2 separate regions of the Homo sapiens genome follow, and region 1 is linked to region 2. A link is a loop called in an ENCODE intact Hi-C map of the cell type or tissue named here. Cell type or tissue: PC-9. All regions are shown on one strand.

What was found. A loop is a pair of places that touch in the nucleus more often than their neighbours do. Peaks named below come from ENCODE experiments on the same cell type or tissue, not always from the same donor. Only the 100,000 strongest peaks of a DNase experiment are listed, where the experiment ranks them.
Region 1: a loop joins it to region 2, with 14 times the contacts of the local background. A loop is called at or near these places in 2 of 110 quality-filtered maps.

The regions. Positions count from the first base shown.
Region 1 is chr2:219,055,310-219,060,309 of GRCh38, forward strand. It overlaps IHH (Indian hedgehog signaling molecule), which reads right to left. Exons shown (of 3, transcript NM_002181.4): 1 at 4,844-5,000; 2 at 2,124-2,385; 3 at 1-556. MIR3131 (microRNA 3131) reads right to left here and starts at 3,441; the gene lies at 3,379-3,441. In PC-9, CTCF peaks have their summits at 2,864 (motif pointing right) and 3,065; no DNase peak of the experiment used is centred here; H3K27me3 peaks cover 4,013 bases.
Region 2 is chr2:219,528,002-219,533,001 of GRCh38, forward strand. ASIC4 (acid sensing ion channel subunit family member 4) reads left to right here. Exons shown (of 10, transcript NM_018674.6): 2 at 3,757-3,901; 3 at 4,000-4,127; 4 at 4,314-4,476; 5 at 4,882-4,938. Among named protein-coding and RNA genes, the nearest start is that of CHPF, 13 kb to the right of the region's middle. RefSeq lists an enhancer at 4,242-4,839. In PC-9, CTCF peaks have their summits at 2,366 (motif pointing left) and 2,567; a DNase peak (open chromatin) is centred at 2,340; H3K27me3 peaks cover 2,587 bases.

The DNA.
Region 1 (5,000 bases), 470 kb before region 2:
CCCGGAGTCCAGCTGCCCCATGCCAAGCTGTGAAAGAGTCTCAGGGGCCAGAAGGCCAACTGAGCCAGGTGGTGGTCAGCCACGGCCGCGAAGCAGGATGCCACCACATCCTCCACCACCAGTGTCCCATGCTTTGTGAGCGGGGCGTAGGCCCCGAGGGCCACGTGTGTAGAGACAGCTGCCACGCGGGCAGGCTGCAGGCCTGGCACCCCAGCCACCAGCACGTACTGGCCAGGCTGCACGTGGCTGGCAAATGTGGCCCGGAAGCGGGCTGCCGGCTCCGTGTGATTGTCAGCCGTAAAGAGCAGGTGAGCGGGTGTGAGTGCCAGGCGGCGTGGGGGGTCCTGAGTCTCGATGACCTGGAAGGCTCTCAGCCTGTGAGGCTCGCGGTCCAGGAAAATGAGCACATCGCTGAAGGTGGGGCTCCCATCCTCCCCCATGGCCAGCACACGGTCTCCCGGCCTCACGGCTGACAAGGCCACACGCGCCCCACTCTCCAGGCGTACCTGGGCTCCGGCAGGGAAGCAGCCGCCCGTCTTGGCTGCGGCCGAGTGCTCTGTGGGAGAAAGGGACATGAAGGTGTTACTGCTGTGCAGCTCAGCCTCCTGGTCACAACGACCCTCCCTTGGCCACCCCAGCCAGCCAGAGCTCCTCTTGCTCCCAGAGAGCCCCCGTCACCATATCCCAGCTCCTGCCCCCCACTTCCTATGCAGGCTTGAACCCATACTTCACTGCCCCCATCCCCTTACTCCAATGTGATCTTCTGTGACCCCCCTCCCCAGCCTAATACCTTGCCAAGGAGCATAGTGGGGCTCCAAGACCCAGTGGATGAGAAGGAAAGGGCTACCTCATGGAAGGGGGAGGTTGCTTAGCTCCTCCGAGGCCTAGATGTTCTGTTATTTCTCACCCCTTGCTCAGACACTTCCCAAAAATTGCCCTCTCAGGCTGACTCCCCAGGTTCTGTAACAGAGCTGGACCTTTGAATGTAGGGATGTGAGAGGAGCCCACCCAGTGGGGCAAAGGCAGACTCCTGGGCAGCCTCGGAGTGAATGTTTGGGTCAGGGGCAGGCCAGGGGCGAGGACACAGTCACCATCTTCAGTTCACATGCTGAGTCCCTGTGCAGGGACAGAACACTGCGGCATCAGCAGGTGAGCTGGAGAACAGTGTTTGGGGGTCAGGAGTAATGAATGGAAGTGGTTGTCGTGGGTCAATGTTTGCAGTGAAGGGTGGATGGGCCTTGCAGTAGACACAGTTGGCAGGGGAAGTATTGAGTGGAAGGTTCAGGGTGTGGTTGTGGGTCAGGGTAGGGTCAGGAATATCAAAATGTGGGCCTGGGCTCAGTGTGCGGGTCTATGAGAGTGCAACTATTACACGCTGCCAGTGTGAAAGGCTGAGCCGGCAGCCAGGTGGGGCTTGGCTGGGAGCCACACAGGAACCATTTGGAGCCTCCATGGCTGGGTTCAGTGTAGGTGACAGGGTGCTGACAAGACTTGAGGGAGGGGTGAGGCCCCAGTGCCTGCCAATTCTGATCAACAATGCGGCCAATCTGGGAAAATCCACTTTATTGAGTCCACTTTGTTTAGTCTGGCTCTCCTGGCTGGCTTTGCCCCAAAATGTCCAGCTTCAGGGCACAGGGGGAGAGGTTGGGGACGCCTGCGCCCCAGGGAGGGCTGACCTGCAGCTGGGTGGTGGGTTCTGAGCCTCTGGGCTCCTGGTCAGGCATGCAGGTGTCTGGGCATACCCCGGCTCCTGGCCCCACCACCCGCCTTGTTCTGTGCCAGGTGGGGTGGGGAGGCCTTGTCTGGCAGCCTGGCTTCCTCCATCTGTCCAGCTTGCTCTGTCTTGCACCTCCTGTGGCAGGCTCTGGACTGTGGGCCACCAGGTCAGCACCCAGCAGCCCTGGGACAGGGCCCTATCGCCCTAGGCTCCTACCATGACACTGCCAGGCATGGGATGAGCAGGCAGTCACGGTCAGGAGCAGCCTTGGAGAGCGCCGCTGATGTCCTCTTCCCCCGGATCCCTGCCTCCATCCCCGGGCGGGCTCTTCACCTTCTCGGCACTACTCCTCCTGCCCATGCCCTGCGGCCCCGGCCCCGGGCCCAGCCCCCCGGCGGCGGCTCACCGGACTTGACGGAGCAATGCACGTGGGCCTTTGACTCGTAATACACCCAGTCAAAGCCGGCCTCCACTGCCAAGCGCGCCAGCAGTCCATACTTATTGCGGTCGCGGTCTGATGTGGTGATGTCCACCGCGCGGCCCTCATAATGCAGGGACTCCTCTGAGTGGTGGCCGTCCTCGTCCCAGCCCTCGGTCACCCGCAGCTTCACACCGGGCCACTGGTTCATCACCGAGATAGCCAGCGAGTTCAGGCGGTCCTTGCAGCGCTGGGAGAGGAATGTGCGCGAAATCAACCAGAGCGAAATCAGCCGGAGGAGCCGGCCGAGGTGCAGGTGTAGGCGCAGCCTCGCCCAGAACTCTCCCGCCACACCCAAGGGAGCTGGAAGCCCGGGAGGGTGCTGTCCCTCTCCCTTAGGAACAGAGGGCCCTGAAGTGCTCCCTCCCTAGCATACAGCCGCCCCCGGGGATCTGGACCGCACGGCGGTATCACAAATCTGGAGGAGGCATGGAGGCAAGCGCCCTGGCGGCGCCTTCACTGGTAGGTGGAGGTCCCCTCTCTCCTGTGCTGTCTTCAGCTCCGGGTATCCATCCCTCCACAGACAGGACTACACCTTTCAGCGCCCGGTCCCTCTGTGCCTCCAAGGCAGGAGGGCCAGCCAGCGGCCGGGAGGGAGGAGTGGCAGCAGAGCCGACTGCCTGCGGCCGGCCTGCGAGGCGTGCAAGGCCCGAGGTGCCCAGTAGGTGTCACCGCAGCCTCAGGGCTGAGGCCTGGGGACGACAGGCTCTGGAGGCGCGGCAGGTGCAGAGCGTCTCGGTAGCTTCAGGGGGTGTGTTGGAGGGGAATCGCCGGCCTGCCTGGATCCCTCGAGCACCACCGAGGATTCCCGCCGGGACCCTCTTATAATCTTAAACCGGCCCACAACCCCGCCAGAGATGACAGGGCCAGGGAACCAGAAACCGGCGGATTAGCGCCAGGGCCGCCCAATGGGGGGCCACATGCAACGTCTTCCTCTGCAAGGCGCAAAAGGGGCTGACAATCCCAGACCTCCAGGACCTCTGCACCGGTGCCCCGCCCCTATACCGTAGGAAGGAACTCCATAAACCAAGCTTCTGATCTCAGGGAGCCAGCTCCACCATCCTCCTCACGTGGAGTTGGGGTAGAGCCGCGCCCTGGGGGAAGGACCGAAGCGGTCATCCTTGGTTGCTGCCTCCTGGTGTGCCTGGGTCCTGAGAGCCCAAGAGACTGTGCAGCTGACTCTGAGAAGAAGCTGGGGCCAGGGCCTTGGTCTGAGGGGAAAGGCCCTTCCACCAGTCCTCGACTCTGAGACTCTGAGATTCGAGGCGCCAACAAGTGTGGGCAGCCCAAGTCTCAACCTACCCCCACCCTGCAGAGCCCGGGCCTCACAGACCCTTGGACTCAGCCTTCCTAGGAGCCAATAGCAGCTACAACCCAGGGCCTCGCAGGTCCTCGCTGGTGCACAGCCTGGCTGGGGGTGCTTACTGCCCAGGGAGGGAGCTCCGCTTGCTCCTTCGTAGACCCTGCCGTCAGGCTTCTAGCCCCGCACCTATGCCCGCCTGCAGCCCTGGTTCCCCGCCTCTCTCCCTCACTGCCACCGCCCCCTCTCGGGTCCAGAGCCCGGGCGTGCGCTGTCAATGATTGCCCAGCCCGTGGCCCGGATCCTTATCTGCATTCCTCGGCGCCCGGCCCGGCCCGGCCACCAGCCAACCTTCGGCCCCGACACTGGCCGGCCAGCCCCGGCGCCAGGGTGCATGCTGAGGGCCCTGAGTCTAGCTGCTCTTCCCAACGGATCTAGAAAGCCAGGGGCCTGCTTTCAGGGGGAAGCCTCGGGAGACCCCGAAGGAAGGGGGTGAAGGTCTCTCCCCTCGCGGACCTGGCTGCTGGGAAGGAATTTGCGCCTCTAAGCTTGGGTGGAGCGCGGGTCCTACTCCAGCATGCAGAGACTAGCGTCAGCCCTGGTCCCTGCCTCCCTCGGCATCTCAGCCCCTCTTTTCCACTCCTTCCCGTCCCCACCACCAAGCCCAGGAATCCCCTAAGCTCAGTCCCAGAGCCCGAAGGCCCCAATAACCCACCCTTCCACCGCAGTAGCACCCCTCAGCTCTCCGGACAGACACGTGGGCTCGCTGGGCAGGTTCCTTTTCCCACCTCCGCCTCCCGATTCAACTCTTCCTCGCTGTTCTTAACCCCAGACCCAGCCGGGACGCTGCTCCTGGAAGGGGCAGCCCGTAGAACCAAGAGCGCACAGGGAGGAAAGGCCGTGGTGACCCTACGCACCCAGAGATTCTTTGCCTCAGGGGTGCCGAAAAGTTTCAAAATGAAAGGGGCACAGCTGTGCAGAAGGTTAGGCCGGGAGGGACTGCGTGGGTCCTGGAGGCGCAGGAGGCAGCCGGGTAGAGGTACCTCCGGGTGCAGCGTCTGGCTGAGCTGCCAGTACTTTGGGGCAGAGGAGCCGCCGCCAACCTGCTGGGCTGTGGGGCTTGGCAGCGGGGAGCTCTTCTAGCAGTCTCCTCCGGGCTTGGGGATGCCGACACTCCTGCCTGGACCCCTGGCCAGCCCATCTTGGGCAGGAGGCAGCGGGGCTTGGCGAGAGGGGCAGGTGCCAGGGAGCGTGCCAGCCAGTCGAGAAAATGTGCCAGGGGGTGGGTAGGGCCGGGCAGGTGGCCGTGCTTCGGTGGCGGCGCGCTGGTAGGGCGGATCGCGCTCACCTGGGTCATGAGGCGGTCGGCGCCTGTGTTCTCCTCGTCCTTGAAGATGATGTCTGGATTGTAATTGGGGGTGAGCTCCTTGAAGCGCTCGGAGCTGCGAGCGATCTTGCCTTCATAGCGTCCGCTGGCGCCCAGGGTCTTCTCGGGCACATTGGGG
Region 2 (5,000 bases):
GAGGGACATGAGTGAGGAGCTCATAACGTGGGTACCCCACGTCGCCCATGCCTTCTTTAGCCTTTCAACTGGAGCATATACGCAAAACTGGCTGTGTCAGCAAGAGCTGATTCTAGCATCTTCTTGGTTTGAAATAGGAAGAGGTTGAGTACTTTCAGATTTCTACAAATACTAATATATGCCTCCCATCAGCATTTCCCACACCACCAGGACCCAGGAATTTTGTTTTTCTGTTTTTTTGAGACAGAGTCCTGCTCTGTCACCCAGGCTGGAGTGCAGTGGCGTGATCTCAGCTCACTGCAACCTCTGCCTCCTGGGTTCAAGCGATTCTCCTATCTCAGCCCCCTGAGTAGCTGGAACTACAGGAGCCCGCCACCACACCCAGCTTATTTTTGTATTTTTAGTAGAGACGGGAGTTTCACCATATTGGCCAGGCTGGTCTCAAACTCCTGACCTTGTGATCTGCCCTCCTCAGCCTCCCAAGTGTTAGTGTTGGGATTACATGCGTGAGTCCTGGGGTCTGGACTTTTTGTTGTTGTTGTTGTTGTTGTTTTTTGAGATGGAGTCTCACTCTGTTGCCCAGGCTGGAGTGCGGTGGTGTGATCTCAGCTCACTGCAACCTCCACCTCCTGAGTTGAAGCGATTCTCCTACCTCAGCCTCCTGAGTAGCTGGGATTACAGGTGCCCACCATGACACCCAGCTAATTTTTGTATTTTTAGTAGAGATGTGGTTTCACCATGTTGGTCAGGCTGGTCTTGAACTCCTGACCTCAAGTGTTCTGCCCTCCTTGGTCTCCCAAAGTGCTGGGATTACAGGTGTGAGCCACTGCACCTGGATGGGATAGAGGAATCTTGCACCAGGCCCATTTCAGAGTTCCTCCACCTCCAGTGACTTGCGATAAGAGCACAGGTCTAGAGTCGGGCTGTCTTGCTGGGTTCTCCTCCTTTACCTAGTGCCTTTCTACTCACAGTGTGGCCCATGGACTCTCAGCCTTGTCCAGCTCCCTCCCCACATCTGTTCTACCAGACTCTGCACTTTAAAAAGATCCCCCTGATTTGTGTGCACAATAGTGTTTAAGCCCTGGGCTTGAAAATCTTGGGAAACCAGTTGAATTCTCTGAGCCTCCATTTCTTTCTCTGTAGAATGGGGAGATAATAGTACCCACCTCACAGGGTAGTTGTGAGGATTCATCCAGATAGAACATGTGAAGCGTTTAGCACAGTGCATGGGGCATACTGAGTGCTCCTGAGCTGTCCATGACACCCACTCCTGCCCCACAGATGGATACATAGCAGGGAGGAGGGCAGGGGTGATACCTGTGGGGTCAAGGACTTGAATCTGGGAGCTGGTAAAGGTGTGTGGGGGATGTTGAGGGAAGGAGAGGACTTGGGGGACAGGAAAGGAATTGAAGAGAAGCCGATATGGAGAAGAAAGGGTGAGGAAGGTACAGAGGAACGATGCAGGAGGGAACGAGGAATGGGAGAAGAGAAAGGGACGGGACTGGGGCCCATTCCTGTCTCATCTACCTGGATGGGGCTGGGGCAGGAGCTGGATCCCGAGGTAGGCTAGGCTTGGAGTGGGGGGTGCCAGCAATGGTTTGCAGGAGCAGCTGGAGCCTCGCCCCTCGATGAGGTGCACCTCTCCTTCTTCCCAGCTGTGTGACTTTGGACGTCACTTCACTTCTCTGAGCTGTGATGTCCTCATCTGAAGTAGTTGGGATAACTACACCTAGCTGGTACTGAGGGGATGTGTGCAACGGTAGACGGCACTGTGTTCTGTAAACTCAGGGTGCTTTGTTTGTGGTGCACACGTTTTTGTTTCGGGAACGGGAGGCAGGGTGGTTGGGTGGTAGAAGAACTGTGGGAGAGGGGAGGATCAGGGCTGCGACTCCCAGAGCACTGCAGCAGGGTGGTCTACTTCTCAGGCATGGGGACTTCACCCTGCCCCCTAGGAGGTCTCAGGAGGACTCTCAGTTGGTTCGCTGCCCTCCACCCAGCCTCTCTCCCTTCTGCACTCCCCCTGTGTAGCCAGGCATTCAGGATCTCTTTTTCCTTCCACACCGCTTCCTGCCATTTCTTCCAGCTTTTACCAGTGGGAAATGTTCCCAAGGAGAGGGGAGGGGGAGCGGGAGAGAGTGATTGAGTGCGCCGACCCCTTGCCCTCAGGGAAGGTGCTGCCTGTGATGGGTTTGACCCAGGGGCTCGGCTCTGTTAGGGAAGCCTGGCAGGGGGGAACTAGAACCCGCCTCTCCCTCAGCCTGTTCTCCACCCCTGCCGCTGCGCAGCTCCTGGTGGCAGCTAAATCCCCAGCGGGAGCCTGGGCTTCCATCTCCGGGGCGCCAGCGCCATCTGCTGTCCATGCAGGAGAACTCTCCGCAGAGGAAAAGGGAGCCGGGCTTCTGTGCGGCAGAGACTGCTCATTCAAGTGTCCCTTGTGCCCTGCACTGGGCCAGAGGCTGGGGACACCAGACAGGCTCCTGCTCCTGTGCGGCATACATGCTCATTGAGGGAGATGGACAATGGACAGGAGACAAGTAGATGAACAAGATCATCTCAGGTCTTGATAAGTACCTTGAGCAAACCAACAGACATGTGGATGCATGGACGGTGACACTGAATGTGGCCGTGTGATGTAGGAGTGTGACATGCTGAGGCTTCAGTGATGGGCAGCTAGCCATACCATGAGTGTGTGTGCGGGGGCATTCCAGGAGAGGGGACAACAACAACAAAAGCCCGAGGAGAAAAGGAGTCCAGGTGTCTGAACTTGTCACAGACATGTGGGGGAGGTGGTGGGAGAGGCAGGCAAGGGCCACATCACATGGGCACTTTTGGGTTAGGGAAGGAGCATGACTTCATTATGTGGGAAATGGGAAGCTATTGTTGGGTAAGTCAGTTAGTGGTTTCATTGGATCTGAGCACTGTGGACTGGGCACCATGGCTTCCGGTAGGGAGGGGCAAGGGTGGACCAAGGTGGGAGAGCAGTTAGGAGGAGATGGCAAAATGAGGGTTGCTGGAGAAGGAAGGAAAGTGGATGGATTCTAAATGTATTTCAGAAGTGGGCTGGAGGCTGGATGTGGTGGCTCATGCTTGTAATCCCAGCACTTTGGGAAGCCAAAGCAGAAGGATTGCTTGGGCCCAAGAGTTCAAGACCAGCCTGGGCAACATAGAAAGACCCTGTCTCTACAAAAATAAAATAAAAAGTAAAAAAAAAAAAATTAGCTGGGCTTGGTGGCATATGCTTGTAATCCCAGCTGCTTGTCAGGCTGAAGCAGGAGGATGGCTTGAGTCTGGAAGGTTGAGGCTGCTGTGAGCCGAGATCGTGCCACTGCACACCAGCCTGGGCAACAGAGCAAGACCATATCTCAAAAAAAAAAGAAGAGAAAGAAGTGTCCCAGGACTAGCTGTTGGCTTGGATGCAGGAGTGATGGAAGGGGAGATTTCAGAAATTCCGACTTGAGAAACTGGGTGGATATAGTGGGGTGGTTTACTAGGGTGGAGGAAAACGGTGGGGGGAAGGCAGGGTTTGGGAAGGTGTTGATGTGCTGTTGGGTTGGAGATGCTTTCTAATCATCTAAGGGAGGCCATCAGTAGAAAAGTTGGCGCTGATTGGAGAGGCTGGGCTGTACATTGCTTGCTAGGATACGGGACTGGAGTGTCCAAGCAGATCTGGTGGCCCTCAGCAGGGAGCAGGGAACTTCGGAGTTGCCTTGGCCACTCCTTTCATCTCCCCTCCTGCTCTCTCACCCCACCTCCCAGGTCTATACTCGCTATGGGAAGTGTTACACCTTCAACGCGGACCCGCGGAGCTCGCTGCCCAGCCGGGCAGGGGGCATGGGCAGTGGCCTGGAGATCATGCTGGACATCCAGCAGGAGGAGTACCTGCCCATCTGGAGGGAGACAAGTACGCAGGCCGGAAAGGGACAAGGGCCACCTTGGGGACTGGGGCCTGGGCCCTCTGCCTGGGATGGGTTTCCAAAGGTCCCCATCTCTGCTGTGCAGATGAGACGTCGTTTGAGGCAGGTATTCGGGTGCAGATCCACAGCCAGGAGGAGCCGCCCTACATCCACCAGCTGGGGTTCGGGGTGTCCCCAGGCTTCCAGACCTTTGTGTCCTGCCAGGAACAGCGGGTGAGCATCTCCTGCTAGGCCCTGGATTGGGCACAGGGCTCGCCTTTGGGCTCAGAGGGGATGTGGAGCAAACCTGCCCTCTAGAAGCTCAGAGCCTGCCAGCTGTGTTGACTTTGCTGGGGCTGTGGGCACTGGAGGACTGGGTGGGATTCCTGAGCATGACCTCATCATGCCCCACCTCTGCAGCTGACCTACCTGCCCCAGCCCTGGGGCAACTGCCGCGCAGAGAGTGAGCTCAGGGAGCCTGAGCTTCAGGGCTACTCGGCCTACAGTGTGTCTGCCTGCCGGCTGCGCTGTGAAAAGGAGGCCGTGCTTCAGCGCTGCCACTGCCGGATGGTGCACATGCCAGGTGGGCACCCCACCCCCAGCCAGCCCTCCATGCCACCCTGCTAGGCTCCAGAGCCTCCCGGGGCAAGGCACTGCTCATGTGCACAGGCAGGTGCATGTATACAACATGTGTATGTGTCTGTACCCGTGTGAGTGTGAGTGTTTGGGATTTTTAAACATGGTTTCACATATGCATGTGGGAATGCCGGCATGCAGATGCCTGTGTGCATGTTAATATGTATTTGTGTACGTGCATGCTCATTTATATCCGTGGTTGCGTATTTGTGGGGGTTGTGTGTGTGGTGTTCAAGCACATTTATGCAAATGTGTGCATATGTGTGTGCATGCATGTATGTGCTTACATTTGGGCGTGTGGGGGACAGGGGAAGTGATCGTAGATTCCAGGAATAATCTTCTCTCCTTTCAGGCAATGAGACCATCTGCCCACCAAATATCTACATCGAGTGTGCAGACCACACACTGGGTCCGTGCTGCCTACCCTTTCCTACCTCTCCATCAGCCTCTTCATGTCTCTGTCCACTCTTC